Regions from separate parts of the Homo sapiens genome. Here regions 1 and 2 are each linked to region 3. Evidence: chromatin contacts called from ENCODE Hi-C or POLR2A ChIA-PET data. All regions are on one chromosome and are shown on one strand. Each heading gives the region's core, a stretch centred on a gene start or an enhancer-like site at or near the end of the contact. The rest is flanking DNA. Distances are from core to core; before and after follow the strand shown. Region 1 holds the start of RWDD2B (RWD domain containing 2B). Region 2 overlaps RCAN1 (regulator of calcineurin 1). Region 3 holds the start of TIAM1-AS1 (TIAM1 antisense RNA 1).

Evidence for each region. A loop is a pair of places that touch in the nucleus more often than their neighbours do. ChIA-PET counts read pairs that join two places held with the same protein, here RNA polymerase II (POLR2A). Pooled maps may share reads with other maps.
Region 1: a pooled map shows a loop between it and region 3 (7-fold over the local background). The contact joins the promoter of RWDD2B here to the promoter of TIAM1-AS1 in region 3. A Hi-C loop is called at or near these places in 6 of 50 pooled maps. POLR2A ChIA-PET finds 5 or more read pairs at or near these places in 3 of 52 experiments (HEK293, WTC11 and activated CD4-positive, alpha-beta T cell).
Region 2: a loop to region 3 is called in a map with no recorded cell type, with 5 times the contacts of the local background. The contact joins the enhancer-like site here to the promoter of TIAM1-AS1 in region 3. A Hi-C loop is called at or near these places in 1 of 37 single-sample maps with no recorded cell type. POLR2A ChIA-PET finds 5 or more read pairs at or near these places in 1 of 52 experiments (T-cell).

The regions. Positions count from the first base shown.
Region 1 is chr21:29,017,978-29,020,683 of GRCh38, forward strand. RWDD2B (RWD domain containing 2B) reads right to left here and starts at 1,372. Exons shown (of 5, transcript NM_016940.3): 1 at 1,234-1,372. The coding sequence starts at 1,300. LOC124905005 (a long non-coding RNA gene) reads left to right here. Exons shown (of 2, transcript XR_007067836.1): 1 at 1-270; 2 at 936-2,706. RefSeq lists an enhancer at 1,213-1,462.
Region 2 is chr21:34,543,831-34,546,530 of GRCh38, forward strand. The region is part of intron 1 of RCAN1 (regulator of calcineurin 1); the gene reads right to left. Among named protein-coding and RNA genes, the nearest start is that of KCNE1, 33 kb to the left of the region's middle. RefSeq lists an enhancer at 1-2,700 and a silencer at 207-356. Within about 2 kb of position 1,406, at least 24 of the 41 ENCODE cell types and tissues checked have a DNase peak (open chromatin) inside an H3K27ac peak, as active enhancers do.
Region 3 is chr21:31,557,877-31,560,576 of GRCh38, forward strand. TIAM1-AS1 (TIAM1 antisense RNA 1) reads left to right here and starts at 1,357. Exons shown (of 2, transcript NR_171013.1): 1 at 1,357-1,719; 2 at 2,141-2,611. It also overlaps a transcript of TIAM1 not described here. RefSeq lists enhancers at 1-170, 984-1,796 and a silencer at 1,076-1,705.

The DNA.
Region 1 (2,706 bases), core at 122-2,621, 2.5 Mb before region 3:
TGAATTTTATCCCGACTGACATGTAAGAGCTACAAGAGAGGTTTGACTTATGAAGATCCCCACACTTGCTGCTATGGAGAAAAGTGAAAGGAAAAGTGGGGTGACCAGATATAGACACCGCAATAACTAGGGAGAGATGATGGTGGCTTTGATAGGATTATAGTGGTCAAGTTGGTGAGCTTCAGGTTCTGGATACATGCAGAGAACAGAGGCAACAGGATTTACAGATGAATTACATGAGACACGGAAGAATGACTCCGGGGCTTTAAGGTACTGAAAGTATGGATCTGCCATTTATTTAGACGTTGATGGTCATGGGGAGCTGAAGCTTGGTTTTAGACACAAGTAATGAAGTGCCTACTAAGACACCTGTTAAATAGAGAGGTCTAGCAGGCAGTTAGATGTATAGTTTTGAAGTCTACGAGAGACTCAGCTAGATATATAATCTTGGGAGTCAACACTTATTTGGAACTATATATTTGTTTAAAGTCTCCCAGGGAGTGAGTAAAGTTGGGAGAGGGTGCTATTGAATTGGAGGTATCGAAGATGAAATGGGATTAGCAAAGAAGAACGGGACGGAGGGACTCTTGAACGGACAACTACGGGAGTGATGTCACAGGTCATTTATCTGCCAAATTATTTTCGCTTAAGAGATTTCAGTCCTTCCAAAAAACCCTCAAGATAATTTTATGATTCAAGATTTCAGCGAATGCTGTAAGATAATAGACTGTGGCCGGGCGCGATTGCTCACGCCTGTAATCCCAGCACTTTGGGAGGCAGAGGAAGGGGGACTGCTTGAGCCCAGGAGTTCAAGATCAGCCTGGGTAACATAGTAAGAGCTCGCCTTTATTATTTTTTTAAAAAATAAAATATATTTAAGAGAACGCAGACTGAAACTTGAGATTTCTGAGTGGAATAATATCTTTTCCTTGCAGATTTTTTTTTGAAGAACAGAGCAGGGTACCCCGCGACCCAAGCCAAGACGCTCTCAGGAAGAAAGCCCAGCACGCAGCCGCCCTCGCACCCTGATTGCCCCCGGGGCGAGGTCCCCGGCTGGAGCAGGGCTGCAGAAGCCGGGAAGCAACGCCGAGGACCGAGCCGACCGATGGGCGCATGCAGTGAGGGGAACCGGGGCCGCCATGCCGGGCACGTTCCCAAAGGGTTGCACTGGGCGCTGCAGCGTGGGAAACCCCCGTGGCGGTCACCACTGGCGCTAGCTGAGGCGAGACTCACCTTGAGCCGTGGCCCCCTCACTGCTGTAACCCGGGTTCCATGGCTGCATGGACAGCTCAATTTTCATCAGAAGGGAGCCTCAAAATTCTAGCATACTGCGACCCAAAACTTACAAACCGCCTCAGCTGGCGACCTACCGGAAAAAAAAAAAAAAAGCATGCGGCGCATGCGCGTCCAAGGCCGCGGACCGGAAGCTGGGGCTCGCCTGTTGGGAGCCGCGTCCGCCGGTGTTGGTGTCTGCACTTGGAAGGACGTAGGGAATGCGTTGTCCCTGCTAGGTACTTTTCAGTCGCAGAGTTCTCTTCTTCTTCTTTCTTTCTTCCTTTTTTTTTTTTTTGAGACGGAGTCTCGCTGTGTCTCTCAAGCTGGAGTGCAGTGGCGCGATCTCGGCTCACTGCAGCCTCCGCCTCCTGGGTTCAAGCGATTCTCCTGCCTCAGCCTCCCGAGTAGCTGGGATTACAGGCGCCCACCACCATGCCCAGATAATTTTTGTATTTTTCAGTAGAAATGGGGTTTCACCATGTTGGCCAGGCTGGTCTCGAACTCCTGACCTCAGGTGATCCACCGGCCTCGGCCTCCCACAGTGCTGGGATTACAGGCCTGAGCCACCGTGCCCGGCCGGAGTTTTTCTACTTAATACCTCTCCATGCCAACCCCGTTGTCATTTCCCAGCGGCCGCCTCTATAACGGGCACTTTTCAGGGACAAAGAATTGGTCCGTTAATGTTCCTCAAATTCGAACGCGCCTAGGAATAGTTCGGGGATCCTGTTGAAGTGCAGATCAGGATTCCGTAGGTAGGGGTGGGGTTCCAAATTCTACATTTCTAGTATCTTCCCACACGATGGTGATCCTCCTTGTCCCTGAATCATGGAGGAGGGCAATTAGGGAGATGTGAGCCTGGATGCATGGTGGCCTTGGCTATCTTAGGTGTTCTTGCCCATTAACCAAGCTGGGAGGAACCGTGTGAATGCATATCTATCCCTGTTAATAAAAGGGTAGTTTGAAGGAGATGCTGACAGGAGAATAATTAGAAATGTTTTTCTTCCCAATCCAACTATATGCAATACACTTTATAATATTCATTTTAGAAATGTCATAGATAAGATTTGTAAACATTGACATTTAGCAATACTAAATATCACTGCTAGGTCTCCCCTCCACTTTTTTTTTTTAAACAAAAATACGACAGTATGTATTGTAGGTCTTCATAAACTACGTCTTCTGCATAGTGTTTCATGAGCGTTTTTCAATGTCATAATTTATTTTTTCCTCCAACATTTATTATGAAAAAATTCAAGTGTAAAGCGAAGTCGAGAGAATTTTACAGTGGAGCAGACCTCAAGAGAAGGGGAAGGATGGATTTCCCCTCTATTTAGCAGTGTCTGAAGACATTTTGGGTTGTCACAACTGGAAGGATGGTATTGGCATGGGGTAGGTAGAGCACAGGGATGTTCCTCAACTTCCTACAATGAA
Region 2 (2,700 bases), core at 156-2,655, 3.0 Mb after region 3:
CTTGCTGGGGGTCCTCAGTCAACTGGTGGTGCTGGCCAAGATGACCACAGTGGCACTGACAGCCAGAGTCAGTTGCCTGCTAGCCATTCGGAGTGGTCAGTGCCCACGAGGTACCAGTTACTATGTGCTATGAATATTATCTCTAGACTGAATCCTATGAACTTCAGTTTCCTCATTTGCAATTTGGGAACAATCTAAGTCAAAGGTTGTTGTAGAATGTGCATAGGTAGGTGCTTTTCAGACTGTGGCTGCCACAGCAGCAGTAGCTGCCTTACTTGGCAACTTGCCAGAATTCTTGCCCTACCTATTGTGGTAGGCTGAATTCTCAAATGGCCCCCTGGTGGACAAGCTTTGCATGATCCCGGGACTCTGTGATGGATTCTGTTTCCACAGTTAGGTTATATTACCCTGGGAGATTATGTGGGGTGAACACTTAAAAGGGACCGGGTTCTTTCTGAAGTCGGAGAAAGGATGGGAGAGACATTCTCTGTTGCTGATTCTGAAGATGGAGGGGGCCATGTGGCAAGGACTGAGAGTGGCCTCAAGGAGCTAGAGTGGCCACGGGGATCTGAATGTGCTTAGAAGCAGATTCTCCGCAAGAGTCTCCAGACAGGAACGCAGCCCAGGAGAGAACCGGTTCCAGCCTTGTTAACCTTGAGCAGAGAACCCTGTTGTGCACATGGTGATTTCTGACCTACAGACCTGTCAACTAAGAAATGGGCATTGTAAGCCACTAGATTTGTAGTAATTTGTCACACAGCAATAGAAAACTAATATATATTTACTGAATCAGAAACTCTGCTGGTTTTTGTTTGTTTGTTTGAGACAGGGTCTCACTGTGTCACCCAGGCTGGTCTCAACGAGCCTTTGCTGAATCTCTTCCTTGTCAGAGGAGACTGCTGGTCCCCAAGATAGAAAGTAAAGGAGACCCAGCCCTGCTGTCAGGAAGCACCCGCCTCGGGTTGGAGTAAAAGTCACACATGGGACGGGGCTGTAAGTCTCAGCAAACAGCAGTGCGAGGGACGCACGTGGAAGAGGGGTAGTGAGGGCACCTTGTGGGCAGGAGAGCCTTTTAAAGACTGTATGACGTGAACTCCAAGATCTATCCTTGAAGGCCAGGGAGTGGTTGAAAGATGGAGCCCTCTGATTTCTGACTTCACTTCTGCAAAGCCTACTGTGTCATTTACTCCTCACCATCAGTGGAGCGAGAGCCTCTGGGACCACGTCTCCCGAGTCCCATGCCTGCCATCATGGTGCGGGCTGGACCAGCCTTCTTAGTGGGATATGTTCCCCATAGAAAGTAAACCAAGAGGCAAAAGCAAAGCAAAGCTACGAAAGCAGGCTCAGTGCCCCCGCCCCTTGTTTCAGTGTCACCTCAAGTTTGCTTCTTGCTCTCAGAGGGAGATCACAGCATTGCACAACGGGCAGTGTTGACTATTTGCTGGCCCTTGTCACCCACCCTTCCAAAACTCGGGCAGAGGACAATCTGAACACCAGTGTGACAGTTTCTAACAAAAGGCTTTGCTAGTACAGTGCCTGAGTGTGGGTGTCCACTGAAAACTAATTTCAGCCCTGACTAAGAAAGGCATCTCAGAAATGAGGAAGTGTATTTTGGGCTCCTGTGGTTTCTGATGAAAAATGCTGCAATGTGGGGCATGGGTGAAAGGGAAACACTGAGAAAATAGATGTGACCCCCAGTATGCTTCCTTGAAGAAGTGGGGGGCTGGCCAGGCCAGGCACAAAGATCCTTTGTGTTCCCTGAGCCTGTGACTTCTCCCGCTGTTTCTCAGCAGTTACACTAACGACATTGTGGAGGAAACAGCTTCTCCTTGCATGGCCCTGCCCCTTGCACTCTAGACTGTTTAGCCTCCCTGCTGGTCAGTCCCCTCTCCCTACAAATGCCAGCAGCTTTCCCCCAGTCCTTGCTGCAACCACAAAGTCTCGCAAGGATTTTCAAATGCCACTGGGAGGATAGCGGTGCCACCCATGGAGAATAATGACCCCAGGCCCTAAAATGAAACAGGTTGCTCTAACATTCGAAGAATAGCCCCAGCACACCAAATGCATTCACTTAATTTCTTGTTCAACAGAAAAGAATGACCTCTTTTAATACAGAGCTGCTTTGAAACATGTCATTTCAAACAGGTCCTAAGAAGATCCTGATATTTGTCTGTATCTTAACTGGATCTCTGTGGGTTGAAAAACGCTCATAGAAATGTTGAAGGACATCAGTCAATCTTTAATAAGATGAGATTTCTCAGAGATACAACATGCTGTTTGACCATCTGAAGGATGCTAAAAGAAAGTGATTTACTGAAATAAAATAGATAACAAACATTTCAGTGACTTAGAAAATGGCGAGAAATCACGTCAGGCAAGTTTATATTTTTGTGTTAAAAAATCCCCACCTAACAACACTCTCTTCCTTACATTTCTTCCCAGCAGGCCAAGAACTTACTAAACTCTGGCTCTAGAAGAAAATGACATTAAAATGCTGACTTTACAGGTATATAGTCTAGCATTTGTTGGCAGTTACTTATTAGTTTTTTTTTTTTTTTAGAAATGTAAAAACTATTTTCTTTGTTTCAAACGAATAGGCTCTAACTTAAAATAATTTACTTGTACAATTAAATTGTCTGAAAAACCCCAACAATGCTGTTAACACGTTGTTAACAGGTACACAACTCCCCTCTATTTTAG
Region 3 (2,700 bases), core at 107-2,606:
GCCAGCCTGGACCCCAGGCTGGGACACGGGCGCCCCCGGGTGCAGGGGACCTAGAGGCGCCGTGCGCGGCGGGGGCTGGGCGCGAAGGCGCCGAGACGGCATCTTTCCCCTGCAGCATCCCGCCCCGCGGCCGGGGGGAGGGGGCGTCACCTGACAGCGCGCAACAACTTCTCCAGGTTTCGAGGGGGCAAGCGGCAGCCGCCGGGGCTGGGGGGCGCACGGCGCGCTGCTCTCGCCCAATGGCGAGGTCTGTAAACAAAAGCGGGCCCCACGCGGGTCCCCAGCCGGGTGGCGAGGGGCGCGGCGCAGCAGCATCGCAGCGGCAGAGCTGGTGAGAGGGCGAGGCGGGGACGGGATAGGGCGCGGGGACCCAGGGCACAGTCCCCGGGACCCGACCGCCCGGATGAGGCATTGTCTGCGCACCCGCAGGATTCCGCTTTTAATGCCCCCCTCCGGGGGTTCGTCGCGGGTCCCCAGCTCCGTGCGCCGGCCCCCGGGCTTTCCGCCCGGTGAGCCCGGCCCCGAGGGCGGCACGGATCGCCAAGGTGAGCGCCCAGGACGCGTCGCCGAAAAGCCAGGCCCGGAGGTGCCTAAGTCAGGGACCGAGACGCAAACATAGACACAAGGATGCACAAGCACGCCCTCCCCGAAGTTGACAAAAATCAGCCGATAAAATACAAAGTGCCGCGGCCGCCGCAGGTCAGCGCTGACCTCCTGCTGCCGAGAGGACCGAATGCCGACGTCCGGACGCTGTCATTTCCATCCAGCGAAGGCACCTGGGCTGCACGGTCTCGTCTCCCTCCTTCGCGCGAGGGATGCCTCCTCCTGCCTCTCCTCCCCGCATCTCCCCACCTCCCAAGTGTGTGAACACGAAAACAATACGTGGAAAGCCCGATCGGGGGGAGCTAGGACCCGCCGGGAGCCCCAGTGTGCGGGAGACGGGGGTCAGAACGTGCCCGGCACGGGCACCGAGGCTCCGGGCATCCTCGCCGCCGTCTCCCGGGGCGGCTCCGGCCGGACGCCCGCGCACCCCAGGCCCGCGGTACTCACCCGCGACGGTCGTCCGGGATCTCCGCGACGGGGCCGGGCACGATGCGGGGCAGCCGTGCCCCTGGGGCTGCGGGCGCCAAGGCGTCCGCGGAGCTGCAGAGCTGCGCGCCCGACGGCGGCGGCGCTGCTCTGCCGGCCGCGCTCGAACCCGCTCGTGGTCTGCCAATCGGAGCTGTCAGGGCCCCTCCGCCTGCGGCCTCGGGGGCCGGGCCGCGGGAGCCCGTGGGAAACCGAGCTCCGATTGGGCCGCCTGACAATCGCTCCGCCTCCGGCCAGCCAATCCGAGGCGGTGGATGCAGGAGCGGGGCGTTCGGAGTTGGGCTGTAGAGCGACTATGGGCGCACGCCGGGTATCCGCGCCGCAGCCAGGCTCGGAGCGCGCGGCTGGAGGGGCGCGGGCGGCGCGCGCTCCAGAGATGCCTTCCTGCGAGGCTCCGTCAGCGCGGCCCGGGGAGATCGCCCGCAGGCAGCGGAGGCGCGGCGGGCCGGGGGACGACCAGGGAGCCCCTAACAAAGCAGCTTTGGGAGGGCCGGAGGCCTCTGCCTCCCTCGGCGATAGGTCCGCGAAGCTGCCTGTCATCTCGCATAGGTGGAGGTGGCCAATGGCGTGCACAGACGGAGCTCTAGTTGGCGCGCGCGCGCGGCTCGGCATCGGTGGGATTGGTCGGAGGTAAAGGATTTTCCTGCCACCTAAGGCGGAGAGGAAGGGGGATCGAAACGGGGGAGGCGAAGAGTCAAAAAATGTTGTGCCTGGGACAAGTGGTCTGGCGCGGGAGGCGTGTGCCTGGCTCTAGGGGGAGACAGGAACTTTTTTACGAGAGAAAAAAATCCTAACGCAATCCCTTCCCGTGGATGCTAGAGGATGTTAGACCCTGAGCAGCCTCCAGGTAGGGCATGGTGGCCTTCACCAGAGTCCAGGACTCCCAGGGTTCACTTACCGTGCCCAGCAAGCGAACTTGGAATAACAGCGTGGGGTTTGGGCCTTACGCTTACCTGCTGGGCAGAGTAAGTGACTCGGGCAGGGTTCACGCAGACCTCCTGGGCTCCTCTGTAAAATCCGGAAACTACAGTTGCAGTTTACCTCTCGCAAGGTTGTGGAGAACGCGGAAACGGAGACGCTGGCGGTACAGCCTCGAGCGAAACCTTTCCCTACACGAGGCCGGAGCTTCCTCCTCTCCTGAAGAGCTCTAGACTTCCCCATTTACAACAAAGGCTGGGATGTATGTTCCTTACACCTTGATTCCATACACACGTGTTCGCCCCGGGAGCTGGGAAGGTCTGCGCTCCCGGGGTGATCTTGTTGAAAACAAAAAGAATTGCCCACGCTGTGGAAGATAAACCTAAACCGGAAAATTGAAAGTCATCCCTGATTCCTCCTTCTTCTTAACCCTCTCCCATCCATTTTTGTTAACCTCCCAAACCCATTCCTCCCATCCTGTCTCACCTGGACCTCAGTAAAGGGCTCCCATCGTCCTTCTGTCCCAGGCCTTGCCCCCTGAAATCTGTTCTCCACTTTGCAGAATGATCCTTCTAAGCAGAAAAATCTCATTTTGCGCTCCCAACTCTGGGTCTCTTTTCTTTCCCCAGAACACGTCAACCCCCAGCCCCTCCCTTCACTTCACTAATTCCTACCCTTCTTCAGATCCCAGCT